7 separate regions of the Mus musculus genome follow, and all the other regions are linked to region 3. A link is a loop called in an ENCODE intact Hi-C map of the cell type or tissue named here. Cell type or tissue: left cerebral cortex. All regions are shown on one strand. Region 1 overlaps 9630002D21Rik (a long non-coding RNA gene). Region 2 holds the start of 9630002D21Rik (a long non-coding RNA gene). Region 3 overlaps Dact1 (dishevelled-binding antagonist of beta-catenin 1). Region 4 has its middle 52 kb from the start of 4930404H11Rik. Region 5 has its middle 42 kb from the start of 4930404H11Rik. Region 6 has its middle 84 kb from the start of Daam1. Region 7 has its middle 68 kb from the start of Daam1.

Region 1 (4,000 bases), 390 kb before region 3:
TAGAGCTAACACAGTCTCTCAATAGAGTCTGAATTCATTGACATTGTGTTTGTCTTGAAGAAAAAAAAAAGAAGTAAATTTGAATAAGTGAACTGGAAACGCCTATGAAAATTTCATAAATGAACCTGGGTCAAGTTATAGGCAGGCAGCTGATTCTGATTCTGGGAATCTGGGTGCTGTGAGGAAAGAGCAGGAGGAGACTAAGCCGGGAGGAATGAGGCTCGTGCCTGCGGTCTAAAACCTTAGGGAGGCATGTGCTGAATCATCCAATAATCAAGACACACGATTTAGTAATACACCTAGCAGTAAAAATGAAGTTATTGTGAATAAAGTAAAATGCCAAAACCTAAAATACAGAATTGGTAACTGGGCTATCCTTCATCACCCCCAAGTCTCTCTCTCTCTCTCTTTCTCTCTCTCTCTCTTTCTCTCTCTGTGTGTGTGTGTGTGTGCTCTCGAGTGCATGCGTGCGTGCACGTGCATGTATGCCTTAAGTGCAGGTGTGCATATGTCAAGCTATTTGTGTAGAAATCCCATGACAACTCTTTGAATTGGTCCTCAATCCTTGTAGGATTTGGGGATCAAACTCAAGTTGTCAGCCTTGTGCAAAAATGCATCTCTCCACTGGAGCATTTTACCAGTCCCAGCTTTTATTTGTCAACAAGATATTATGTAGCTTTCTTTATTCTTGAAGATTTTAGTGATCCTCCCCCCCCACCCCTTTTTGTGCCAAGAGACAGGACAGAAGTCCCTCCCAGGCATGACAAGAGTTTACGATTATGGGAGGTGCATAGTCTCTATCAGGGTTTCTCCCTGTCATCTCAAAATCATTCAGAAGAATACAGGTTATGTGTGATTCTATGTGTGATTCAAAACAAAGCAAGCCAAAACCCAGTCACTGGGCACGTGATTGCAAATACTTATCAAGGACACAGCCAGCTGGTGTCTGGCCACACCAGGAGTCCCTTCTGGGACATCTGTGGTTTGTACTGATGCATTCACATGGTCGAAACTCAGAGCCTTTGCTGCTGCAATGAATCTGAAAACCAACGCTCCTCCTCTGCATGTAAACATCTCTCACCTGAGAATCTTGACGAAATGCAGATACTGAAGAACTCTGGTCTACGCCGGAGGCTAGGCCTCACAAGCCCTTACTTGCTGCTGCAGCTGGCGGCTGCGACTGCAGTTGCCGCTGTGACTGCCGCTGCTATGGCAATCACACTAGAAAGAAAGCAAGATTCACTTGGGAGGTTGGTTAAGCATCCGGATTCCTGGAATGAACTGTCAGCAATTTTGATGTTGTAGTCTAGTACAGGTTTTTAAAAAAAATGTGTGTTTCACAAACGTGCCCCAGGCAAATGATTGCAGGTATCTTATGGGTCAAAGTTGATAAGCTCTCTTCTGCCACTCTGGACATCTCTTAAACTGTCTGTTCTGATAATCAGAAGATGCACTTGACTCTCTGTGAGCAACCTTCTGTCTCCAAATCTTGTGTTCATTCTCAGAACCTCTAAGGCCCTTTGCTTGAAGACAAGAGAGAAGGAGTAAGAAGAGATGGAGGGAAAGGACCACTTTCCACCTCCAGGGGGTGCTGTTCCCATCTCACGCATTCATTGATTCATTTAGGCAACATCGTCACTTAGGGATTCATGTACACTGGGCATTTGCTGCTAAAGCTTAGTTTGGGTTTGCAAACTATTAATGATTTTCCCCCCTGGTGATTGTTGTAGAAGGTTTTATCCTTCAAGTTTCCACACAGCTGATAAAATTAGAAAGAACTGGAAATGTTAACAGGATCAGGGATAAAATTGTTTTCGTAGCATGTGACAGGAAAGTTGACGTAGAAGAGCCAAACAAAGGGACTCCTTAAGAGGAAAAAGGCTACCTTTTTCACATGACAGAGTCAGCAGTCCAGGCCAGGAGGAGTCACACAACTCAAACCCCAAGCAGAAGGCAGAGCACACGCTGGGAATGAAGCCAGTCTTCTGAAAATTTGAAGTCCATGCCCAGTGGCACGCCTCCTCCAATGAGATCACGCACCGTGATCCTTCTCAAACAGTTCCAGTAACTGGGGATCAAGTATTCAAACATATGACTCTACGCAGATCATTCTCATTCGAACCACCACAACTGCTTAGTCAGCCTGTTAGCTAAGTTAGGAGTAAGGACAAGAGGAGTCAGAGAAACACGCAGGTACCACATCTGGACTATCGGGAGCCAAATGGATAAACAAACACGTATTGTCTTCATACCACATTCAAAGTACGTGAACACTAGCTTTTTCGTTTTTGATTTTCTTTTTTTTTAAATTTTTATTAGATATTTTCTTTATTTGCATTTAAATGCTATCCCGAAAGTTCCCTACACCCTCCCATGAGCACTATCTTTATATATGATCAGTAGGAAATGAGGTAAGTGATTAAACCTGATAATTCAGGCTTGTTGGGAATCATTGCCTAATGTCTAGGGAAGATGAGTTAAGCTCTATTGCCTGAATGCCCTGTATGTCAGTGTTTTCTGTTATTCCTTTATGTGTGTAGTAGAGGAAACTGTATAAAATCCTCATTCAAAAACTCAAAAGCAGTGGCTCTTGTGAACGGCTTAGTGCAAGTGGTCACCCTACAGTGCAGAACTTATTCAGGAAAGGGAAAGTTTGATCTGTTATTTTACTTGAAAGAATGAAGTTCTGCATGGTCCTTAGCAAGCTTAGCTGTATGGAAGACTTCATAGAGGTGGCGGGTACCACAGTGAACAGAACTGAAGAGTCAGGTTTGAAACATACCGAGAACAAACAATTAATTCAGAATATAGAGAATACTTAAAATATGAAACTAAAACAACATATATAAATGACTTAATAGTGGCATTAAAGAAGTAAAAAAAAACTTCTGTTATCATCCTGAAAAGCAAAACAAAAACAAAAACAGTCCTTGGCTGAATACTATCTGCTAAAGTCTGGCTCCATTTCTAAGAAAAGACTCCATAGGGTAGAAAGAGAAGAAAATCGTTTTGCTTGATTGAGAGTACCTTTCAAAAATATTTATTGCTAGAGATATTTCTGTTGTGTTAGGAGAAAGTAGAATAGGCTTTAATTACCACCAGTGCTTTATTTAAAGGAACTGACATAATAAAGTAATGAGATTTGATCAAGTAGGCATCAGCTCTGAGACCTCTGTGGTGGTACGAAAAGAAAGATATAAAACCTAGCGCATAGCTGGAGAGCTGGCTCAGTGGCAACAACAGTGCACTGCTTTTGAAGAGCTCAGTCCCCAGCACCCATTTTGGTGGCTCACAACTGCCTGTAACTCCAGATCCATGGGGTCCACTGTCTTCTTCTGGACTCTGGGAGTACTGGTACATAGAGAGCATCTAACCCCCCAAACACACACATATACAATAATTTAAAAAATAATACAAAATCCTTAAACCGAAATTAATTTTCCTCATACCAAAGGTGACTTCAGACATGGCACTAGGAGCAGGCTGATTGCATGAAGGATTTGTTCACCTCTGTTCCTATGCTCAATTCCATAAATCAGACCAATGATGAGGAAAGAATGGAGGCCAACGGCAGATGAGAGACTTTGCACACGTAGCAAGGTGAGTGGGTGAGCGATGGCTGAAGGAACAGTGAGGGGAACTTAGCCGCATGCACCCTGCAGTCCTGGAGTCAGCCTAAGAGACAAGGCTCAGAAACCGCAGTGTGAGACCACACGAGAGGCAGAGTTAAAATGGGCAGCAATAATTGACAGATTATAGGCAGAGCTTATATAACCCCATGCTTTCTCTCGTCCAATGCCAGCATCACTGTATCTGTTTCCAGAGGAACACAGAAGCCCAGAAGTAAAACTGCCCATAATCTGCCAGTAGAGGCTTTCAAGAGGCCTTGTTTCCTTCTGGCTACCTGACGGCCAGACTGGCAAGCTTCTGAGAACTTTCCTGTTTCTTCCTAAATATTACAGTACTTTTGAGGTTAGTCTCTGATGGTCGGTTTTAATTT
Region 2 (4,000 bases), 270 kb before region 3:
TATCAGCTAAAGCGCCACTCCTGGACCAGTCCTTAAGCTCCTCCTCCTGTTTTAGGGAACCCTTTAAACTGTTTGCAGGTTGTGCTTAAAAGGTTTTTATTTTTCAAAGATTGTAAGCAGCAAGGGAAGGCAGCGAATTTTAAGATTAATTGCTGAATTTTAAGATTAATTTTGAGAACATGTTGCCTAAGGGGTTAGAGAAGGGGCTTGGTGGGTTGAGTGCTGGTGTAACCTGCATGAAGCTCTGGGGTCTATCCCCAGCACCACATAAACTAGGCATAATAGCACACACCGGTATGGCCAAGACTCAGAAGGCCGAGACAAGAGGCTCAGAAACTCAGGGTCATCCTTAGCTACATAAGAAGTTCCAGGCCAGCCTGTGCTATGAGTTTCTAGGTTTAGTTTTGTTGTTGTTTTGTTTGTTTGTCTGTTTGTTTGTTTGTTAAGTGTATCAGTTAGGAGAACAAGGAATTTTGAAGCTATTTGTGGACTTCAGAGATTTAGCTCCAGGTATCCCCTTGCCTGTGCCCCACTCCCCCAGAAGTCAGCAAATCTGTGACGTGAATTGAAGTTGCATTTTTTTTTTCATGTGTTTTGCGAGTTCCTACTAAGGTCCCAGGAGAGGCGGGGTGGCTGGAGTGTAATCAGAGGCATCTATTTGTCGCCAGCTGCAGTGACTCTCTGCTTAAGTCTGGAACAAGGTCATCACTCTCAGCCTGTCACGCACAAGCGCACAGCGGGCCTGGCAGAGGCTCATTAGTATGCCACACATTCCATCAGCTAAATTTGCTATTTCATTTAGAATGCCTCTGATTGCATTTTTTATATATACATTCCCGGGCTCCTCAGAGGAACGGATGCCACTATTAGTGAGCTGACAGGCAGTCGAGCATACGTTGATGTGTTTGCCATTAAACTATGGGGGAGAGTTATTAAAAACATTTGGCTATCAACTATGAATTTGGTTAGAATCATTTAAGATATAGAAGTACTTTTAAACAAAAGAATAGGAAATAAATAAATCAATCAAAGAAGATTGGTGGGAGAAGAAGATCACTTAAATAAGTTGGAATTTACTAGAAATGATTTGTTTTGCTCTATAATTATGACCATATAAAAGAAAATGAATGCAGATATTTTAAGGCTATAAAAACATTCAGTTGACATTGGGCATTGGCTCCTACTGCTGCAAAAGACACATTACACATTTTGCAAACCTGATATTTTTGTTTAAACTGAGTATGTCCCTTTAAAAGATAATTAATGTTTATGGTAACCATGCTCTTCTCTATATTTCTTCAGACGTGATGGACCAGATGACATTTGTCTTACTACCTCACAGAAGAAGCAAGTGAGGCATCCTCTCCTATGGGCTGTGAGAGAGATGTACAATTTATGCTTCTACCAAGCGAGCTACTAAAACATGGAAATTTATGATTTTTGCCCCCTAGAAAAACCTCATTAAGCTCCTTGAAGAAATGCAAACCTCGTGAGCAGTAATCAAAGCCTATGAAGCCCCCAGAGCGGTTAACAGAGCCCACTTCATCAGACAGTCCCACCGGGGACAGAGCTGCCCGGGGACACGCTTCTTACTGAATTCATTATTGAAACTCCACTGCAGAGTCACCAGGCTAAACATCCCCCCATGCTAGAATGTTCCATAAGAAGCTTTCCTGAGAACATACTGACCTTTTGTTATTGCCAAATTCCCAGGAATCATCATCACGGGCGGCATCTGGAAGTACCCCACGCCAGGCAGATCCACGGGCAGAACAGTCCAGGCATAGGCAATGGCAGCCCATCACCAAGGACAGAATTCTGTACAACATAAACCTTCCTGTGAGTCACTGTAACTTAAAACTGCGGCTCCTGTGGGCAGCATCACGCAGCACCCGTGCCTATTCTATTTCGTTTTGTTTCTTTGGTTTTATTTGTTTTGTTTTGTTTGGGGGGGGGGGTGGGTGGCAGGGTTTCTCTGTGTAGCTCTGCCTATCCTGGATTTCTCTATTTCTACTAAAAGAAATTTCGGGCTTATGAGTCTGAATGAAACTACATTTAACCCATGAGATGAGGAAGGTGCCCTTTGTGGAGAATGGGCAAGAAGTTTGTGTTTGTGTGAGTGGATACCATGAGTATGCTGGAGTTAGCAGAGACCAGAAGAGGGCGTCAGAACCCCTAGAACTGACATTACAGTTAGGAGCATCCCATGTGAGGGCTGGGTATCAAAGGTTCTGCAAGATCAAGTGTAACCTCCCCACCCTCGGCCTGAAACCTGTTAGCTCAGGTTTCACTATTAGCAGGAAGGGAGCGTGGGGTGGAGCCTGCCGCCCCGCCCCATCGTTCTGCCACTCCCACTGCTGCTACCTGCTACCTGCCGCCTAGCTGCTCCGGAGCCAAGCACGTGGTCACCTGCAACTGGACTCCAGGATTGTTTGGCAGGAATGAGCCCCTTCCCCCTTCTTCATAACCCAGTGCACTGAATAGTAAAATTGAGCTTTGATTAGAAACCGGTTGTCTTAGCTCCGTTCTTTCTCCCGTCAGTCTAGTTCCTTTTCTTTCAGCTCGAGTCTGCCATCTCAGCCATACCAGTTCCTCGCGAGCCGCTGGACGGCCCGCGACAATCAAGGAGTGCTTTTAACCACTGAACTATCTCTCCAGACACTCTCCACCTACCCGACCCCCACCCCCACCTCACCCCACCCCACCCCCATCTTAATTTCCTACCGTTGCTGTGACAAAGTACAAGTGGAATAAACCAGCACAAGGGTTGTATGTCATCATCTTGGAGATGACATGTCTTAAATCACTCTGCTGTCAGGGCCCAGCTCCCTCTGAAATCTGATGTGGTCGATCCCTCCTTTTCTAGCTTCTGCCATTTATCAGCAATCCTTGGCATGCTCCTTAGCTTGAGGCTGCACTGCCCCACCTTCTGCCTCTGTTGTCCCACAGCCCTCTGGTCTCTTGTCTTCCTTTTCTTCTGAGGCCATCAGTCATACTGATTAGCACCCAACCTAATATCCTTGTTTTAACTGGATAACATCTGCTAAGACACAATTACCAAGGAAGGTCACATTCACAGGTTGCAGGACCAGGACATCGATCTGTCTTTTGGGAGATACTGCTTAACCCAAAATAGACCACTTTAGCTGGAAGAGTCTGCAATACTACAGGCAGATGACACAAGATGCAAACCAAGAGAGACATGGCCGAGGAAGACAGAGGGAACCTTGTTAGGGAAAGAGTATAGGCCACGAGTGGATTCATCAAGCTAAGACAATAAGTAAACTGAAGTCAATGCATATCAGATACAGTCACGGAAAAGGCTCTGTTGAGTCTAAAGAAAGCAGTTTCTGTATTGTGGTGAGGGCTGTGACCACATCGAAGTAGGCAGCAGCAAGTGTAGGCTGGTTTCTCCAGACACGTAGCTGTGTAGGGATAGGATGAACAAGAGATATTAGACAGCTAAGTGGCATTTTAAGGCAGGCACTGGTGTTCAGAGTCTGAAAGCACTTAACCCTCAAAGGTGCTTCTTCACCATGAACAGCTATTGACTCAAGCAAATATCGACCACGATGAGAACGCTGAAGACAGACATCTCCAAACTGGTAGTAAGGATTGTACTGGAGTGCACACTGCCCCGACTTTTCAACAGGCATTCCCTGCCCTGCCTATCATGGGAAGGGCAAGATGAGTGTAGAGGTGATTTAAGATGGGCTTGCTGAACATGCACAGTTGTGTGTATATGTGTGTGTGTGTGTGTGTATGTGTGTGTCTGTACACATAACTGTATGCTTTTACCTGTATCTGTATATGCATACATATGTAGATATATATAATATTATGCATCACTTAATGACAAGGATATGTTCTCAGAATAAGTTGTGTGTGATAATGTGTGTGCATTAGTATGGTACATACACACGAGTATGCTCAGAGACCTAAGGGATGTGGCATATGTCCTGCTCTGTCAATTTCCACCTAGTCCCTTGAGACAGGGTCT
Region 3 (4,000 bases):
AAAGGTTCTGAGTTCAAATCCCAGCAACCACATGGTGGCTCACAACCATCCGTAATGAAATCTGATGCTCTCTTCTGGAGTGTCTGAAGACAGCTACAGTGTACTTACATATAATATAATATATATAAAAAAAAAAAGACCCCTGACCTCTTCCAATTAGAGCTTCTGTCCATGCTAAAATCCTTACCTGCAGATTTGGGGCAACCGTCTGAGATGGTCAAGGCCGCCTCCAAGGGGCTGCAGAAGCAGGTGCTGGAATGGCAACTGGACAAACACTCACTGAACACGGAGTTGGAGGAGTTAGAGAGGGAGCCCGAAGCTCCATCACTCAGCTCATAAAACCCTACAAGGAAAAGGATGGCTGGAATTAGGATCCTATCAAGCAATAACACACAAGTATATTAAAAAGAGGCAGGCTGGAAAGATGGCTCAGCACTTAAGAGCACTGACTGCTCTTCCAGAGGTCCTGAGTTCAAATCCCAGCAACCACATGGCGGCTCACAACCATCTGTAATGGAATCCAATACATATGATAAATAAATCTTTTAAAAAATAATAATAATAAAATGACCAGAGGCTGACACATCAAAGAAGAGGAAAGCTCATTTTTGTTTCCAGTTATTTGTGTGTGCAGGAGGGGGGTGTATCACACAAATGGTAGATTTTTAAACAAAATTAAGTATATGGTTTTATTTCAAATATTTCTTAGAGAAGGTAAAAATCATGTAATGCTAGAGACAGTTCAAAGTTCCTTTCATCCTACTTTCTGTCCCATCTTTAAAGGTGTGAAAAAAAAAGGAACCCACATCTGCCAGACCCTCAACTTTACCAGGAATGTTTCAGAAGAAATAACTAATTTCTCTGGGTATGGCTGGGTATGGTGGCTCATGCCTATAATCCCAGCACTCAGAAGGCTGAAGCAGGAGGACGGGAGTGGACTCAAGGCCAGCCTGGGCTACAAAAACAAAAACCACTCAAGTAAATAGTAAGTATAAGAAAAAAGAAACTTAAGGAGCCAAATGGCTTAAAAGAAGGGGAAACTGCAGCCATCTCAGGAAGCTGAAGTGTGACTAATTTTCTAGACCAGATCTGATTTCTCAGGTTTCAAAGGAGGTCTGTTTGTGCTTTCAGAAATCTCAATGGAAGTCTGTAGTTTTAAAACTCAAGGATCACTGGGCAGCTCAACCCCATTATTGAAAATCTTATAGGGTTGAGTTTACTTCCCCCTCCAAGCAAATGAATGGCAGGCTACTGTTCAGTTGTTTTCACACTGGAAACAAACGCTAGATCCACTCGCTGGCTCCCTCACCTGAGCTAGGCCGGCTGTCTGTCTCCAGGTGCTCTTCAGATGTCTTCTCCACATCCAGTCTCAGGTCACTTATCTGCTTGTCAAGTTCTTGCAACTGATTCAACAAACCGGCATCTCTTCTCCTCAAACAATTCTGATTAGAGAGAAGCATGAAAATAAAATTAAATTAAATTATATTAAATTAAATTAAATAAATAAGCAAGCACATAGTGATAAAACCTGAAAGTCCCCCATGGAAGCCACTCCTCTGAGTGTCCCCAAGCCCTTTTAGATCAAAATGCTACTGCATAATCAGAAGGTGAGGCATGGCCTCTATCTTTAGATCTTTCTCAAATTTTTTTTGGTAATATAAACTTTGTTCATTAAAAATAATAACAGGGCTATAGCATGGCTCATGGGTAAAGATGCTTGCTGTCCAGGCCTGGTCATCTGAATTCAGTCCCCTGAACCCAGGACAGAAGGAGAGAAACAGCTCCTGGAATTGGTCCTCAGACCTCCACAAGAACGATGTGCCACACCGATGCACTCATTTGCATACACCAAACACACAATAAATTTTGGATATATATGTGGCTGAGTTGTAGTTCCTTGGTAGAGATCTTGGCTATTGTGCCTGTGTTCGATACCTGGTACTGCAAGGATGGAAAAGATTTGTTTTTAGCTTTCACTAATCTATACAAACTGACTTTTTATAGGTCTGGGCAAGGAATTTGCATAGACTTCGAATCATCTGGTGTGCAGCCAGTTTAAAGAAAGTCCTTCACAGTGGGCTCTTGAAGTCAAAGCAACAGATTTTCTACATTACACTCGAATCTTTCTTAGGTGAGGTTTTCTGGCCAAATGTCATGGCCTACAGAATTTTGTTTTCTATTAGTTGCTTAGTGGGGCTTAATCAGTCTTAAGGCCTTTGAAAGCGAGAAATTAATACTAATAGCCAGCGCCAAGTATAATGTGAGCTGGCAGAATCCAAAACCCTCCAGGGAAAGCCCGTCAAGATTTGAACTCAGCTTGGGTTTCCCAAGGTGACAGACTGGTTGTGCTAACTCACACTGCCATCTAGTGCTCCCCACTGCTGGAAAAGCAAAAGAACTCGAAAGGCATCTGGTTTAAATCAAGAATGCCAAGTCTACAAATGAAAATAGTACCATAAACATTGACTGGAGTGGAATTCTCCTGACACACTGCCTTGCTCCCCTGAAGCGGACAATAGGAATGCGCTGCTCTCTCGATCTTGAGATTCAGGAAGACAAAAAAAAAAAAAAAAAGGTGCTATTGTACAAGACAATACCGAAATGTAAACGACCAGTCACAACCAGAAAGAACTGGCTCAAATTCACGTACATACAATTCTGTTCTTCTACCAAAGAAACAGTAAAAATGCCAAAACAGAGCTATTGCACAAACCACAGCACACATCCTTACAAAATAGATACGTGGTCCTTGCTCACGACCTATGACTTCTGAAAGCTTAGAGACGTAAGCCATATGCTTGTGTGCCAAAAATTGAATTTCATCAGAAAAAAATGAATTAAATAAAAGCACTTTGATGCTCTGTAACTACACAAAAAATCTAGAAAACCGTAATACAAGAAAACACGTGACAACCCACAACATCACTTTCAGGGGGCCATTATATAGCTTAAGTAGTCTAATACAACACGCTGGGATAATAATCTTTTTGCTGTTTCCAAAACTACATTTTGAGGTCACTGAAACAAAGCTGCCGCCATTATTTTGAGGCAGCATCAAAAGCTGTTCTCAACACATGAAGGTCCAAAGTTCTTTTTCTTCCTTGCTAATGAAGACTGCACAGAACGACTGAGACAGTGACAGAAATCCAATAAGATAAATACTCCCAGCGAGCAGGTTCTCTCTTCTCCCACCTCCACCACCAAGCACAGCTGGCGGACCGGATAAAAGAGGAGGGGGCAGGGTCTCCGGCCAAATTGCCAGTATTTGCATCTAGTTTTAGCTGCCTTATACAAAGGACTTCTATTTAAAACTAAGCACCAGCCCAGGCAAAAGAGACTTGCAGGAGAGAAAGCACCGGGTAGGGCACGGCTCCCAGCAGGAGCTTCGCCGTAACCGTAAAACTCAATGTTGGACAGTTAGGCAAGCAACAAGCCTCTTCCTCGCTTTTGTGCGCACCCCCCCCCCTCCTTCCCGGGGAGGGATAACCAGGGAGACCATAAGGTGAAATGGCATTTTAAGTGGGGGTTGCAAACCTCGGAGGAAGGGGGCATGCAGTAGCCTAACTTTAAGGCTGGAACCAAGGGACTCCAAGAATTCCAAATGCAGGATAGATGAGCAGCCACCCCTCCCCGCAATCCGCCAGCTCCTCAGGTGACACAAAGCAGGCATCCGCCAGCAACGCGTGGAAGTCATGGGCAGCGGGCATCCGAGACACCACGGGCTCAGGGAAAATCGAGGTGGGGGTCACGTCGCGGCCAGGGATCCCACAGCCAGAGGCCATCAGCCCACCCTCCAGACAGGCCACCGGCCACCACCTACCAACTGCCTTCGCAGCAGCAAGATGTTCTCTTCCAGGAACTTCTCCTCCAGGCGGCTGCGCTGCGCCGCGTCTCCCCGCAGCTCCCCGGAGCGCGGCGCGACGGTCCCCACGGTCCCGGAGCAGCGCAGCGCACCGCGCACCAGCAGCTCTTGGCGTTGCCGCAGGTACCCCAGCTCCGC
Region 4 (4,000 bases), 180 kb before region 3:
CAGAGATTGGGGATACTTTATTGATCACAGCAAAGGGCAGAGTACTGGTATGGTGTTCAACCATCAGTTCCTTCAGCCCCATTCTGAGAACATTTCAAAAGGGTAAGATAAAGGCCTGTTCTTAGAGAAAGTTGCATCCCAGGACTAACTGACTGTCCTGGGCAAAGCTGTTTCTGCAGGTAGTGCCTCCAGCCCAGCCTGTTCCCCAGAGTTGGGGCTTATCTTTGTTACTATAAACAGTACGCATGCCTGTCCTGTGTTTGCTCATGATGGAGATGATATCTGCTAGACTGATCACTGTGCAAACATCCTTAGAAACATCATCTAGAACAAAGTTCCCGGTGGTCTAAGTAAATGATCACCTTGGGAGGCAGAGCCAACAATCTACTGAAAATCAGCTTTCTTGAAACAGAAAGTAACCCTCCTGATCTGCCAGATGGCGTGGGACCTGAAGGCTTGTATGGTGGCTCAGCTGCCTCAGCCAAGGTCTTCAAAGTGGGCGAGTGATGCTATCACCGAGGAGGAGAAATGACTGGCAGTTTTGCCTTACATCGACTCCATTCTCTGCTAACATACAGTGAAAATCAGAAGCCTGTTCATCACAATGCCGTCCTCGCTGTATTGGTCCATTCTAGAGAGCAGTGTCGTGGTCGGGACATCTTCACATGGTCACCATATTAACCACGTCTGCTTCCAGCCTTCTGGGATGATAACAGATGTTATGCATCCATTCCTTTGAAGAAACAACCCTGTGTGTTTAACATTCCTGGTTCCCTAGCACTTATCTGTGAGCACAAAGACCTCCATGCCTCCTCCTACATCCACATGTAGGAGGCTGGGCTCTGGCGGGTTCACCTACAGCCCCATCTTACGGAAGCATTTTCTTACTTGCAGTTCTCTCAGGTTCCCTCTTCCCAGATGACTTTAGTTTGTGTTAAGTTGACATAAAACCATTTGGCACCCTCACACTCCAGAAATTTGGATCAGCACCAGCTACTTAGTTGAACTGAGCAACTAATGATGCGTCTCCTGCGCATCATTACTTTGCAGAGAGCCCCTCCCCTTGCAGAAAGCCCCTCCCCTCCCTGCAGACAGAAGTGGCTTATGGGATTTTAAGGCTGTGGCAATAGGAACCGGAAAAAGAGGCCACGCTCTAGACCTGCTTGCCACGGGTAGCTTGGAAATCCAAGGGAGGCAGTGTGTGGCGATTCTGTGACCTGAGACTCTTCTCTCTAACTCCTGACCTTTCTCTGCGTATTTCCTTTCAACATTAAACACTTCAATCCATCCTGTCAAGGCTATTCTTAAACTAGAATCAAATATTTTAAATTTTTCCCACAGTCTTTTTCTAGGGTGTGTGTGTGTGTGTGTGTGTGTGTGTGTGTAAACTGTCACAGCCTACTTACTTTTTTTTCCCAGACGGCCTTGCTAAATTGCCCAGACTGGCCTTGAATTGTTTTCTTCTTGCCTCAGATAGATAGGATTCTGGATATTCAGAGCCATGCCTATCTCAGAAGACTTAATTTTTAAATCTTTCTTCTAATAAGGAAATGGTACCATCTCCAATATAAAAATGATCATAGAAACCACTGCATGGTATCTGTAGATCCCAGCACTATCATAGATGAGCCAATTGCCTTCATGTTAAAAATAATGAAATGCCAAGTAACTTGTCCAAAGTCACACAAAAGATCTGGGACAGATCTAGGATTTTGTCCTAGGAAATCCAATGGCCATCTGGGCTCTGAAGCACCAGACTGTGAAAGCGTAGGGTTGCTTCATTGGCAACTGGCCACACACTGTGTATTAAACTTAAGTAGCACTTACTGACAACATAGTGGCCTTTTGATTTGTGTGGCAGGGAGAAGAAAACTGAATTAGTTTAGGAAGGATGAAATGTTAACTCCAAAATGCACCATCAACTGCTCGGTCAAACCTTTTCTACAATGTAACAAGAAATCCTCTGTCTAGAGTGATTGACAGCAAGAAGTCTTACAAAGAAGTTGTTGATAAGGAAGGGTTGATTCTTGAAAATTTGGATATATATGCCCTAAAATCAAAACAAACAACATCTGCATCAAGTGAATGTAAGTGAGCCCAAACATTGTAAAGCATCATCAGAAAGCCAGCGGGCATCTTACCCCTGCTACATTGCCATCTGAAGGGACAGCTGCAGGATGCTCATAGGTATCAGTTATCTTTGTATCGCTGGGATCAAACATCATGACCAAGGCAACTTAGAGAAAGTGGGAGGGGTTATTTGAGTCTCACCATTCCAGAGGGATAGAGTCCATCCCCATCAGGGAAGCATGGCAACAGCAGCCATGGCAACCGGAGCTGCTCAGAGCTCACATCTCAAACCGAAAGCAGAAACATAACTGGGGAGAGTAGGGGACTTTGAAACTACAAAGCCTATCCTCAGTGACACATGTCCTCCAGGTCACACTTCCTAAACCTCCCCAAACAGTGTTACCAACTAGGGACCAAGTCTCTAAATGTCAGAGAACATGGGGACATCCCATCCAAACCACAGCACCATCATTCCATTCCCCAAACAGGACGGTATCTATTAGAGGAGAGCTACCTCAGGTTCAGCATTCCAAAGCTGTTACATGCTGCTGATGTCATGTCACTTCAGAGCACCGTGGGGGCTGATTTCTACTCTGTCTACTTGCTTTGTTGGAGGAAGGCTTGAAAATCTCCTCTTGCCTCAATTATATTCTGTGCTCATTAACATTCAGAGTTGAGAAGTCAGCCCAAGGCCAGACACAGTATACATATAATCCCAGCACTTGGGAGACAAAGGCCGAAGGATCTAAGGAATGCAGTGTCAGCCTGCCCTGTATGGTAACTTGCAGACCAACCAGAACTCTGTACAGAAAAACAATAGAAGGAAAATGAAAAGAAAGGAAGGAAAGAAGGAAGGAAGAGGGAAGGAAGGGAAGGAAAAAAGGAAGGAGGAAAGAAGGAAGAGGGAAGGAAGGAAGAGGGAAGGAAGGAAGGATGGAAGGGAGGGGAGGGGAGGCGAGGGGGGGAGGGGAGGGGAGGGGAGGGGAGGGGAGGGGAGGGGAGGGGAGGGGAGGGGAGGGGAGGGGAGGGGAGGGGAGGGGAGAAAAACCTCTGTTTTTCTAACTAATCATTGTATTAGATTCCTGTCTTAGGCCCTTTGAGCTACTACAATAAAATATCAGAGACTGGAAATCTATTTCCCCCAGTTCTGGAGGCTGGAAAATCCATGATCAAGTTACCCAGCAGTAGCTCTGTGTCTAGTCACGGGCTGGTCTGCTTCCAGGAGAGGACCTTGAACACTCCTTCCAGAGTGAGCAAACAGTGGGTGCTTGTGTGGGAAAGAAACAAAAGGGTCTCACGAGTTACCTCTAGCCCTTCCTAAAGCACTAATCCCATCCATGAAGGTGGAGCCTATGACCTAATCGCTCCTAAAGACCCCACCTCTTAATTCTATCCACAGGCAGTAAAGTTCCACTATATCTTCAGAAGAGACATGGACATTCAGACCAGAATAGATTCTGTCACAGGGAGAAGTCTGTCATCTCGGTCTAAGAAAAAGGAAGACCAACCCCTTACTAGAGGGCTCTTCAGCAAAGCAATTTACTTTTCTTTAGGGTTGCCTCAAGAAAGTTGAGGGGAGAAATGGAGCCAAATATTAGCTGCGACCAAAATTACAACCTCTGCCTGTCTCCTCCCACCTCCCTCACCTCTACTCCAGTTGTTCCTGTGTGGTTCTCTTGTTCTGTCAGCATACCTCCACTTTCCTGATGACTTTGTTTTAATTTAGGAGAAGAATTGCTAGCCTGACTTAGTTTACATGCCCATCTTTTGACCAAATCATCTATATTCCAGAGATACGGCCGAGAGCTAAGATGACTCTGGCCACCGCGACAGTGTGAGTGCAGAGGTACAGAGACTGGTTGAGATAGTTATCTTTATTCTTAACTTGACTGGGTTTTAGAAAGATGTGAAGGCACATCACTGGGGCATG
Region 5 (4,000 bases), 190 kb before region 3:
TAGGCAGAGACAGGTGGGTACCTGCAGCTCACTAGCCAGCCTAAGCTACTTGGCAATCTCCAGGCCAAAAACCAAGGTGGCACACGCCTGTGACCTCAGCATCCAAGGAATAGAGGCAGGAGGATCAGAACTTCAAAGCCATCATCGGTTATATACAAATCTGAGACCAGCCTGAGCTACACAAGACTCTGTCTCAAAGGAAGGGGGGGGGGAATGTCACCTAAGGAGCAAGAGCCAAGAGTACCCTGTGGCCCACACTTGAACATGCATACATGTGCACACACACCATTGCACATAGGTGGATCTCATGCTCATACAGAGACAAGAAGGACATACAACTACTAAGTGGGACAATTCCTAGGCAAAGTTTTGTGCTGGTTAGCTTCATGCCAACTTGACACCAGCTACAGTCATTTTGGGAAAGGATACCTCAGTTGAGAAATGCCCCCAACAGATTGGCCAGTAGGCAGCCCCATTGTGCATTCCCTTTATGGATGATTAATGTGACCGGGCCCTAGTGCACTGCCACCCTTCGGCGGGTAATCCTGGATGGTATAAGAAAACAGGCTAGCAGGCCATGGGTTGCAAGCCAGGAAGCCATACCCTCCTGTGGCCTCTGCATTAGCTCCTGAGTCCAGATCCATACCTAGAATCTCTGCCCTGACTTCCATTCCTGATGGGACTGTGGCTGGCCTATGTAAGCTGAAATAAACCCTTTCTTCCTCAAGTTGCTTGTGGTTGTGGTGTTTTATCACAGCGATAGAAAGCCTAACTAAGACAGTCTGCAACTGTCCTGGCCTGAGGACATAGCACACTGTCCTTTGAGAAAACAGGTCAGGGGATGGGGCATCAAAGCTGTTATCATTACTGAACACCAGGTAGGCCAGGCACTTCACAAACAGCCCACTCAGCCTTCAGTGGCACTCGGAGACACGTGTCGTTACCCTCCTTTTGCAGATGAACAAAACACACCAGCTTCTCAGTGCTAAAACCACGCCTGGATTGCTAACACCGGACATGTGCATTTGAGTCTAATCCTTAACACACGGGAAGGAAGATACACAACCAGCAAAACAGAAAGGTGTGCGCATGTTCATATCCTCGTGTCTTGTAGCTAACCACAGGCCAGTGGTTCTCTTGGGTTGCTTTTGAACTTAACAGCCCTCAACTACCCACCCTTATCTGCGTATGCTGCGACCTTCCTTCTGGAGGGCAGGACCATTTGGTATGGACTTTTAAAAAGGAGAAAACCACTACCTCCTACACCACAGATGCCAGAGAGGCCTCCTTGTTCTGTGCATCTTCTGGAGCTGTGTAGGGAGGATGGGCTGATGAACTAGGCTCAGCCAAGAGACTCTTCTCTCTCAGAACTCTGAACTCTGAGCGTGTGAGGGTGGAAAGGATGGTTACAGACACATTCCGCACATCTGGGCAGAGGCATGCACGGCCAGCTGTGCTGTAGCTCTGTCCCTTGATCTTGAGGTTGCTGTGGCTTTGCATTTTCCAAGCATCTCCTTCTTCCCATTAGAAATTTTAGCCCCAACTATTCTTACAGTGAATATTCTCCTTGATTTAAAATAGACAGACTGCTTCTGTTGCTTGCAACACACAAGCCTGTGTGGCACTAGCCCTGAGGGCAGAAAAGGACAGAGACATTAACACAGCATTTAAAAGAAAAAAAAAAACATCCTTGTCAGAAGGTTCTTCAAGTGACAGGCCTGTCTTCCAGCCTCCCAGACACTCAAGCACCACGGCTCAGTGTCAGTACAAAGTCACACCTCCGTCCCCAAAATTCTTCCAGACCCTCCTTTGAACTCCACTAGCTTTAAACACAGATGTTCAGAGTCACAGTGTGATCACTGAATTCCACAGCCTTTTCTGTTTGTCTTGTAGACATTCGGCCATCCAGGAGGAAGTCTTTTGAGTGACAAGGTAATAAATATCTTTCAGCTATTGCACATACAGGAACAAAAGGTATTTTCCACTATGGCCATAGCTGCCTGAATGAAATGAGCGCATGAACAGCTGCGTTATCATAGCTTCCCTTACTCCTCTGCCCTTCTAGACGCAGACATGGAGAAGCGCATAGCCGTGCACATACCGTCTTCTCAGCACCTGCTTTCCACTCATACCAAAAGACAACCACAAGTCAATGCTTCTCTAAAAGGAATAAAAAGGCATTCCATTTGAAGAACTTCACACCCTGAAATTTTATCTACATTGGGATGAAAACCACCCCGGGCTATTCTGAACTTATCTTCCCACATATAAAGCTATGAGAACATGGACTGTGATGCTCTGGAAGGCGATGAAGCAGGAACTCTGAGCAAGTCTCGAAGAGAGCTGGGCAAAGTCTAACGGATGTCCCATGCAACTGCTGCAGGAGGGTCGGGGATGGAAATCCCAGGCCTTCTCAGCATGTCAGTTATCCATGATGTGGTTGTCCATGGTAAAGCTAGGTGGCGCACCTGTGTGTCTGAATCAGAAACAGAGATGAAGATGTCATCTGCATTAGAATGTCCCACATTTCCTGGCAGTGTAGTGAACAGGAAATATGACTCAGTTTCTTTTTTGACATCTTAGTCCTAAAAATGTTGTCGTAACAGAATATTCTCTGATATTATATAGAGTCTAAAGCATGTCAGTAGAAAGATGCTTACACAATAACAGTGGACTAACATTCTACATGGAACCAATCCCTTAGAATTAAAACAATAATAAAAATCACTTACCTAACTGCAACAGAAAATTTTCTCCTTGCTTTACCTGGTGCCTCACTACCATTTATTTTACTTTTTTGCAGCATAATGATGGCAAAGTATTGTATTTGCATTGTGGCCCATTGGGTATCTCATACAACCCAGTCAATAGAAAGCTCTCCTCGCTGTGAGAGGTCCATGAGAAAAAAGCTCAGGGTGGTAGATTCTGTGGCTATGGTGATCTAGATCTCTCCTCTGAGATTTCCATAACACCTCCAGGCTGGCCTCCTGATGATAGGTTGGTTACGTCTTTCTGTGTGTGCGACACTAGACACTGTATGGGTCCATGCGTGTCAGGAACTCATCAGAACTGATCTCAGAGTTGAGAATAGGATATCTGGAATTAGAATTGTTAAGTGTGCTTTAGCCTCTCCAGTCCCATGTTTCCCTGGGGTCCTCCACTTCACAGTCCCAGCCTGCATGCCCTCTTGGGCTGCCTGCCCTCTCTGGAGTCATTGCTCTCCTTGATACAAAGCATCGATACCAGCCTGCTCTCAACCCTCGTGTTTCATGTTCAGCATAGAGTTGTCATTGTCAATGTTACAGAATTCTTGGGACAAACCTTAGGAAGATAAAATTTTCTTTCCTTTGTTATGGGGAAGAAATGAGAATAAAAAACAGTACCAGTCCCTGTGTGCTCCCAACACACATGGAATGTACACCCCAGGATCCCTGTTAAATGTCTGAAAGACACATAGAATCTGATTTAGAATGTGGGTTTTTTTTTTCTTTTCAAGTACATAACTGTGATGATGTTTAATTTATAAATTGGGCTTAGCAGGAAACTAACAACAATCATAAAACAGAAAAATTTTAACAATATACTAGGATAAAATTGCAGCATTACTACCCTTGTGCTTTGAGAGCATTCTTAAAAACAGAGTGGCTTAGACACAGTTGGATAGCCATGATGGCTAGGAAGAGACTAACAGCTGGTCCTATACACAGTGTGGATACATTGGACAAAGGAATAGTCTACATCCCAAGCAGGACAGAACTCAGTGGGGTCAGATGCCACAAGATTTTATCACACTACTCAGAATAATACGTAATTTAAAATTTGTGAATTGGTATGGTGGCTTGCGTGAGAATGGCTCCCATAGATTCATATATTTGCATACTTAGTTCCTGGTTGACTGGGAAGGATTGAGAGGTGAGGTCATAGGTATGCCTTTGTTGGAGGAGGTCTGTCACTGGGAATAAGCTTTGAAGTTTCAAAAGCCTATGCCAGGCTCTCTCTC
Region 6 (4,000 bases), 440 kb before region 3:
GCTGGTGGGCAGCTTCTGGGGACTGTCCTGTCTTGCCTCCCATCCTGCTGTAGGACAGTGGGATACTAATGCATCCAGCTTTATGTGGATTCTAGGAATCCAAATTTAGATCCTCACACTTACCCAGCAAACACTTTACCTACTGAGCATGTCCCCAGCTTCAGTGAGTACGTCTCAGCAGTAGAGACCTTTCAGCTCTTGTCACCATGCTGTGTGAGACTTTTGCAGTAACTGGTTTCAGTGAGGTGGTGACAAAGGTTTATGGGAGATGAGGAAACTTTGAACTCTGAGATCTGGTTGTTACTGGGATCTGTCTGGATAATGAAGTCCCTCAAGGTGAAGATAGGAGACAGATAAAGAGGTGCTAAGGACGTCACTAAGGCTGGCACCGAAGAGCAGTCTCAGGGACATCACTGGATGAAGACTTTAGAGGTAAGTCATATCACTATGACTAACTCTGGGCAAGATGCCAACTGCCCCCTAGGTCTTGTTTGCTCTGAGGGAATTCCTTAGAAGGGATTATTTGGTTTAGCTCCTTTCTAGGTATGAAGATGCCCCTCTCCCACCATCTGGTTATAGTAATCTGTTGCAGCCTGAGTTAGTCACACTTCTCCCTCCAGTTCTTGGCAGGCTGTCAACCGCAAATAGGAACACGAAACCAAAATAACAGCTTTACTACTGATGGAGCAGGGCTTGAGGCTGCAGGCTTGGAGCAGAGCTGGAAAGCACCAGCGGTGCCTGAGCCCTTGTGCTCAGAGCTGCGTTGACCAGTCTCATCTTAGCAAAGTAGGTGGGTGTGAGCACTGGCCTTTTCCTACAGGACAAGCCTTTACCCAGAAGGCTGACAGGGAGAGAGGAGACGAGAGAGAGAGAGAGAGAGAGAGAGAGAGAGAGAGAGAGAGAGAGAGAGAGAGAGAGAGGAGGAGGAGGAGGAGGGAGCACATGACACTCATTGTCGACACACTGAGCCCTTCCCAAGACAAACTAGGTCCCATTGCTAGCGTTGATCAACCTCCCTCTTTGGAACCATGAATAAAAAAGCAGGGAAAACAGACAAAGGGTTTCTTCCCAATATCATCTATTTAATGGAAGCATTGCTTTATTCTGGGGCAGGGACTTAGGGAAAAGAAGAAAATATTCCCCCCACCCCATATGACACATAAGCTGACAACCAAAAGGACACAGTTTCTTATATTTCTGCAGTTGCACATATGTGTAAGACGCACGCAGAGTTAATGTGGATTAAAAAGTTATCTCCACGACAACAGGATTCCAAGAGCGTTTCCCCAGGCTTTGCCAAATGTTCCATTTGCAACTTGGATTCAACTCAGAATCATAGGGTTTCTAGGCAACATCACCAGAGACAGGAAACAGCCTCCGAGTCATTACTAAAATAAGTTAAAACAAACAGATTTCTTGTTTCCCTAGCTCTACCCAGTTCAGCTGAGGTGTGGATCTCATTGCGAGTGGCCCACTTCGGCTGGGGTGAACAGCTGCGGCCATCGTGATAAAAGCCAGGCTGAGAGGTCATGAGGAGAACACAAACCTGAGCCCCACAGTCCCAGCGTCCCAGCTCCCGATTCTTTCCCGGGGCACCGTATTAGCTGACATATTGATAGTCCCTCAGTCTGAGACTGTATTTACGTTACTGGACTGCCCTGGAAAGTAGCTAGCCAGATGGGACCCAGGACCTAGAACATTGACAGCTTTGAACGCTAGGGAATCCTGTGTAGACCCTTCAGGGTTGGCGGACTCTGGCAGGCCTTCAAGGTGACATACAGGTTAGCAGGGAAGTTTTATTTCCATTCAGAATTCTTTCTCACTGGGGTTTTTTCTCTAAGTTCACCGTCAGATGCTCCCTCCGTAGGAGTTAGTTGTAGGCTAAAACTGTATGGGAGTTTCTATTTGAATTACTCGTTTAGAAGACTCTTGCATCTGTAGTGTTGAAAGCTTTAGAATCACAGCGTGAATGGCTTCCGTGAGTCACACATTCCGTGGAGTACCTAGCTGATAGCAGGCTTCCCACAAGAAAGGGGCAAAGTGACATGTGTGTCACATGGAGATGAAGTAAGGATATCACGAAACAGGAAAGGGACGCTAGGAATGGCCATCGAAAGGAAGAAAGTGTCATGGGGGAACCATGGACGGTCAACCTGATAGCAATGACCACAGAGGCTGACTAAGGAGGGAGGGGAACTTTAGTGGTCCCCTCTGCCATGCCCCCACTCCTTTGTAATGGTGTTCTGATGCTTCCTGATCCTCAAAATAACACCGAGCCTCCAGGCCTGAGGATGGTAGAGATTCACAGTTCTGTCCTGAAGAGGTGGCCTTCCACCCCAAACTCAAGGGCAGATTTAAGCACTCTCCTAAACATTAAACAATGCTTTCTACACACACACACACACACACACACACACACACACACACACACACACACACACACACGAAACCACAAGAACAAACAACATGGTGACCTCAGTTTAAGTCTTAGCATGGGTTAACACTGCCAGGAACGCCAAGCAGCAGCCATGCTAACCGATGGTACTGATTGGTTTCAGGATCAGCACATGACTAATTCTCATTTGCTAGAGCCCGTGCGCGCTGCCTTCCTGGTACTCTATTCTGACCCTAATGTGGGACCCTAATTCCCACAGCTTTAAGAAAGTACAAAACATTCACAAGTGGATGCAGAGCTGCAGGAAATACTGCTGGGGCAAGTCAGCTAGTCCCTTGCTGTGAATTAGTGGGTAATGCCAGATGACTTCTGGGTGCTGGAGCCAGGGACCCAGATCTTCTCCCTACACTCTTCCGAGAACATTTTTGGGCTTTGCTGGTAGGTGAGAGATTAGTCCGCTGTGCTATGAAATGCAATCCAGAGACAGCTAGCTAGTAAATTGTGAGGCAGGAAAGTAGCTCATGACAATGAAATCATTTAATAAAGCATCCTTCAGCCAGCCCAGCGATAGCACTATGTTCTATCCTCTGAGCACTTCAGCTAATTGCAGCTTTACTGTACGAATCAGACATGGCTTTTTTTTTCTTCCGTGTATCACTGTTAAAGCCCATGTAGCATTTATTCATTTGTAGGCCAGGGTAAAGTTTCAGGAGACTAAACAGACGGCTGCTGAGAGGAAAACAGCGGAGATGAATTTCTGCGTGACTTAAATCTTGGAGTTATTTTATTTTGATTCTCAAATAGGGAAACCATCATGTTATTTAGGCAACTCAGGCAGGAAATCAAATCTCACTCTTCAGTTCCGCTGATGTTTTCTTCAATTGAATTATGTGGCCCTATGCATGGCCACGCCCACATCGGTCCTGCTGTGATGTTTAATTAGCAAAGCACCCTGGGAGAAGTGCTGGGCAGAGATCCAGGGATTTCAGCTGGATTCTGGGGTCCCCAGAGAATGCAGAAGACTGGGGTTCAAACCCAGCGTTTTTGATTACTTTGAATTTTGTTTTTGCCACATTTGACATCAGTTATGTTTAAGAGAGAGAGAGAGAGAGAGAGAGAGAGAGAGAGAGAGAGAGAGAGAGAGAGAGAAAGCTAGAAAAGCAGAAAGAAGCCCTATAATCATCAGCAAAAAACGATGGAAGCTTAACTTACTGAGTATTTCTTGAGGTTTTCTCCACAATTTCCCCCGTCTCTCTGGTTTTGATAGTATCATATGGCCAACAGACATCCACCATCTCAGGGGTCTTTGTGGTGGAGAAAGTGTAAACACCAGATGTTTGTCTTAGACTCCCCAAAGTTCAAGGCCTAAATATGATGTCATGAGCCCAGCAAGAGCGATGAAGTTGAAGGTGAACATAAGCAACAGAGTTTCCTAGACAGTGGAACAGGCCAGATGACCAGGGAACAGCATCTTGCAGTGAAGACATCGGGCACAGTAGCCTTGCATCTTGGTGAATAAGAAGCCAAAGAACCATGATGAACCAAGAAAGAGCGGAGAAAGACTTGTTGTCTCCCCCAGGCAAGCAGAGCCCAGGAGTTGTTACC
Region 7 (4,000 bases), 450 kb before region 3:
TCCCATGGAGTCATCTCTTAGGCCGCAGGTAGAATCTTATCTGAGGATCTTATTTTCTCTCTTCCCTCACTTGAGAGATTAACACAAGTATAACACATACTTGTGAATCTTGACTATGATTTTTCCTCTCAGACCCTTTAGTGATATTAGAAAGAAGCCAAGAATGTCCTCTAGAAGCCTTGCTCTCTTTTGTGTTTTGAGAGGAATTTGCACCAGACACCATGTTTAGAACCCGGCCCTCTCTAAAGTGGAGAAAGCAAATGAGACAGAGGACTGTCTGTCTTCCAGCATGGTTTCTTCTTGCCTGGCTCCATGCTCACCTACTGGTCCAGCTTCTCCTCAAGTGAAAGGACTGTTCTGCTGGAAGGCCCTTCAGAGTCAGCACGTCACCTTGCACTGTCCCTGGGTCTGCAGTGTTGTGTGAACATCAGTAGACGTTTGGCTTCAGAGTGGGTCAGCTCTGCTTCACCTTGCAGCTTTCCCCTGGCTAGGTGTGGGCTCCTATGACGTAGATGGAGGTTTCTGTCTACTTATCCCCAAGGAAGAGATGCCATGAAGACTGCGGACTAACGCATATCACACCTGGAATGTTCCAATTGCTTCTTCAGTCTCACCTGAGGGAAAATCTCAAAGCCCCGAGTCTTCTATGCCCCTGCTGAACTGTGGCTACACATTAAGCCTTTGGTAGCGATATATGAAAGCCATAGTCGACAGAGACAGCTGTGCCACTTTGACCTGCTTAGGACTTTAAAGCTTGAGAGGACAGTGGACTGCAGTGGGTAATTTCCTCAACGAGCACACCAGACCATAACTCTTTAATGACTTGACTTGGGGGAAATCTCAAAGGGTCCCAGGGTGGAACTCTAAGAAGGCAATTTTGTGTTGAACCCAATGCTGCTGAGTAAGAAGACGCTCTGGGAAGTGTGGGGGTGAACTGAGTTGGGGGACATTTTCCCAGTTACCCTCAAAGTGTGCTCTGTGGGGAGGGCCGATTGTCCCGTGAGGAATGTCTTCGCTCCTCTGATGGGCTCTGTGTCCCATGGGCTGTCTTTACTCCTCTACTCTTCCAATGAGCACTTCAGCCTCCAGCAGATGCTATGACAGAAGCAGGACCCAGGCTTCTTAACGCCCCAGAATCACAACCATCTTTCGTGGTGCCTCACAGAGGAAGCAAGATAAATAATGTCCATTCACTTCTTTCTCAAAAGTAAGAATGTCTATAAGCCTGGAAGAACGAACTCTGAAATTTACATCTTAGGCACAGAAAAATGAATTGTAGCTGCAGTGAACTAATAGACTAAAAGGCATTGTATGTAAGTACGATGGCGCCCACCTGTGATTCCAGCACGGGTAAAGCTGAAACAGGAAGACTGTCATGGGTTTGAGGCCAACCTGGGCTACACAGTGAAGTCCTGTCTCAAAAAACCAAAACCATATGAAAAGCAGATCAAAACAAGGAAGGAAGAACAGAACTCGCAGACGTTATAACTAGGTTTTGATGACTGTGCACATTTTGCTGATTTTGTTGTGTTGTTGATGTTTTGACTTCAAATATCCAGCAGAGGGCATGAAAGGAATTGGTTTAGTTGGGTGTACTATGGACGGGCAAAGAAAATGCAAAGGGAATGTGTGAATTCTGAATTACAGTCCTCAGACAGGGAAACGCTTGCAATATATTGCAGGTTGTTGCTTCTTTTGTTTCTAGCCTTTGTTTAAAACACTTGGCCCATTTCCCTTTAAGTCTATGTATAAAACACACATGACAGCATGAAGTAAAATCAATGATTTATACTCAGATTGACTGGTTACTTGTCTGTCGCTGTGATAAAACGCCACAAACAAGGCAACTCATGACAGAAAGCGTTGATTTGGATTTATGGATCCAGAGGGCTAAGAGCCCGTTACAGCAGGAAAGTATGGCAGCCAGCGAAGACACGGAACAGAAACCGAGGACTCACATCTTAAATTGCAAGCACAAGCAGGAAAAAGAGAGAGCACATGGAAACGGCTCATCTTCAAACTCTTAAAGGGTGCATGCAGTAATATACTTCCTCCAGAAAGGCAGCACTTTCTAAGCCTTCCCAATAATACCACCAACTGGGAATGGTCTTAGGATTTTATGGCTGTGAAGAGACACCACGACCATGGCGACTCTTTTCTTTCTTTCTTTCTTTCTTTCTTTCTTTCTTCCTTTCTTTCTTTCTTTCTTTCTTTCTTTCTTTCTTTCTTTCTTTCTTTCTTTCTTTCTTTCTTTCTTCCTTCCTTCCTTCCTTCCTTCCTTCCTTCCTTCCTTTCTTCCTTCCTTCCTTCCTTCCTTTCTTTCTTTCTTTCTTTCTTTCTTTCTTCTTCTTCTTCCTCCTCCTCCTCCTCCTCCTCTTCCTCTTCCTCTTCTTCCTCCTCCTCCTCCTCTTCCTCCTCCTCCTCCTCCTCTTCTTCTTCTTCTTCTTCTTCTTCTTCTTCTTCTTCTTCTTCTTCTTCTTCTTCTTCTTCTTCTTCTCCTTCTCCTTCTCCTTCTCCTTCTCCTTCTCCTTCTCCTTCTCCTTCTCCTTCTCCTTCTCCTTCTCCTTCTCCTTCTCCTTCTCCTTCTTCTTCTTCTTCTTCTTCTTCTTCTTCTTCTTCTTCTTCTTCTTCTTCTTCTTCATTATTTATTTATTTTTGTGTACATGGGTACACTGTAGATGTCTTTAGACACACCAGAAAAGAGCATCAGATCCCATTACAGATGGTTGTGAGCCACCATGTGGTTGCTGGGAATTGACCTCAGGACCTCTGGAAGAACAGTCAGTGCTCTTAACCACTGAGCCATCTTTCCAGCCCCACCTTGGCAACTCTTATAAAGGAAATAATTTAATTGGTGCTGGCTTACAGTTCAGAGGTTTAGTCCATTATCGTAGCATGGCAGTATGCAGGGAGACATGGTGCTGTAGAAGTAGCTGAGAGTTCTATATCCAGATCTACAGGCAGAAGGCAGAGTGAGACACTGGGCTTGGCTTACGCATCGGAGACTTCAAAGCCCAGCCCGACAGTGACACACTTCCTCCAACAAGGCCACACCTACTCCAGCAAGGCCATAGTAGTGACACTCCTAAGAGCTTATGGGGATCATTTTCATTCAAACCACTCTAGCGATCAAGTTTTCAAATGTTTGAGACTATGGGCACATGTCATTCAAACAACCACAAGGACAAACCTGAAGAAAACACCAGATACAAGCACATAACATTGTACCCACAATAAAGCAAGCCTCCTTCCAATGGAAACTTTCAGACCACTGCAGCTCCCTCAGTAGAACAACACCATCCACTGGGCTTACAATCACAGGCTTAAGAGGTAGGGTGAGAAGATTTCAGAATCAGCCTAGAGGCTGAGCATGACAGAGGACTGGTTTAGGAGTTAAAAACAAACAAGAATTGGCAAGATGTGTGTGTGTGTGCATGCATGTATGTGCACATGTGTATTTTCTATTCATACATCTGTATAGATGTGCACATATATGTGTTTATGTACATGTCTCTTTCCCTCTTTTTTTTTTTTTTTGGTGTGATCTTGAGACTTACCTACATCAGCACAACATTTAACAAATGTCTATTGCAACATGTAGTTTTTGCTGTCCTGCTTTAAGCTCTGGGGGTGGGGGGTGGACTGTACTACCAGCCCCACCCAGGTTCCCTCAGATCTGTGGATAAAACACACACACACACACACACACACACACACACACACACACACACTCACACAATTTTCAACCTGCCTTATGACTCAATTGCTTGATGCTTCTAATGTGCCACCCAAAGAAATAGCCTATGGCCTCTCCTCCCAAGATCCCAAGATCTAACATGGCTGGTTACCTTTTCTCCATCCAAAGCATGATGAAAATACTCCCCCCTTCTCTGCTTCTGCTAGCTTGCCTGCAGGGACCCAGAAGTCCTGCCTATTTCATCCAGCTCATTGGCCGCTAGTATCTTTATTGATGGATCAAGAACCAATTGGGGAACAGACC

The links. A loop is a pair of places that touch in the nucleus more often than their neighbours do. Peaks named below come from ENCODE experiments on the same cell type or tissue, not always from the same donor. Only the 100,000 strongest peaks of a DNase experiment are listed, where the experiment ranks them.
Region 1: a loop joins it to region 3, with 6 times the contacts of the local background. A loop is called at or near these places in 27 of 42 quality-filtered maps.
Region 2: a loop joins it to region 3, with 2.7 times the contacts of the local background. A loop is called at or near these places in 11 of 42 quality-filtered maps.
Region 4: it touches region 3 in a loop (2.4-fold over the local background); 8 of 42 quality-filtered maps call a loop at or near these places.
Region 5: it touches region 3 in a loop (2.5-fold over the local background); 10 of 42 quality-filtered maps call a loop at or near these places.
Region 6: a loop joins it to region 3, with 7 times the contacts of the local background. A loop is called at or near these places in 2 of 42 quality-filtered maps.
Region 7: a loop joins it to region 3, with 2.8 times the contacts of the local background. A loop is called at or near these places in 4 of 42 quality-filtered maps.

The regions. Positions count from the first base shown.
Region 1 is chr12:71,699,545-71,703,544 of GRCm38, reverse strand. The region is part of intron 2 of 9630002D21Rik (a long non-coding RNA gene); the gene reads right to left. Among named protein-coding and RNA genes, the nearest start is that of Gm46356, 72 kb to the right of the region's middle. In left cerebral cortex, a CTCF peak has its summit at 1,580 (motif pointing right); a DNase peak (open chromatin) is centred at 1,585.
Region 2 is chr12:71,575,836-71,579,835 of GRCm38, reverse strand. 9630002D21Rik (a long non-coding RNA gene) reads right to left here and starts at 1,905. Exons shown (of 3, transcript XR_872814.1): 1 at 1,690-1,905. In left cerebral cortex, a CTCF peak has its summit at 2,152 (motif pointing right); DNase peaks (open chromatin) are centred at 755, 1,770 and 2,179.
Region 3 is chr12:71,310,128-71,314,127 of GRCm38, reverse strand. It overlaps Dact1 (dishevelled-binding antagonist of beta-catenin 1), which reads right to left. Exons shown (of 4, transcript NM_021532.4): 1 at 3,821-4,000; 2 at 1,310-1,442; 3 at 188-343. Among named protein-coding and RNA genes, the nearest start is that of Dact1, 2.2 kb to the right of the region's middle. In left cerebral cortex, a CTCF peak has its summit at 2,371 (motif pointing left); DNase peaks (open chromatin) are centred at 2,364, 3,414, 3,641 and 3,867; H3K4me3 peaks cover 1,605 bases; H3K27ac peaks cover 869 bases.
Region 4 is chr12:71,486,568-71,490,567 of GRCm38, reverse strand. No RefSeq gene overlaps it. Among named protein-coding and RNA genes, the nearest start is that of 4930404H11Rik, 52 kb to the left of the region's middle. In left cerebral cortex, no CTCF peak of the experiment used is centred here; a DNase peak (open chromatin) is centred at 2,321.
Region 5 is chr12:71,496,900-71,500,899 of GRCm38, reverse strand. No RefSeq gene overlaps it. Among named protein-coding and RNA genes, the nearest start is that of 4930404H11Rik, 42 kb to the left of the region's middle. In left cerebral cortex, a CTCF peak has its summit at 2,452; a DNase peak (open chromatin) is centred at 2,341.
Region 6 is chr12:71,745,540-71,749,539 of GRCm38, reverse strand. No RefSeq gene overlaps it. Among named protein-coding and RNA genes, the nearest start is that of Daam1, 84 kb to the left of the region's middle. In left cerebral cortex, no CTCF peak of the experiment used is centred here; DNase peaks (open chromatin) are centred at 626, 1,315 and 1,962; H3K27ac peaks cover 431 bases.
Region 7 is chr12:71,760,942-71,764,941 of GRCm38, reverse strand. No RefSeq gene overlaps it. Among named protein-coding and RNA genes, the nearest start is that of Daam1, 68 kb to the left of the region's middle. In left cerebral cortex, a CTCF peak has its summit at 1,557 (motif pointing right); a DNase peak (open chromatin) is centred at 1,550.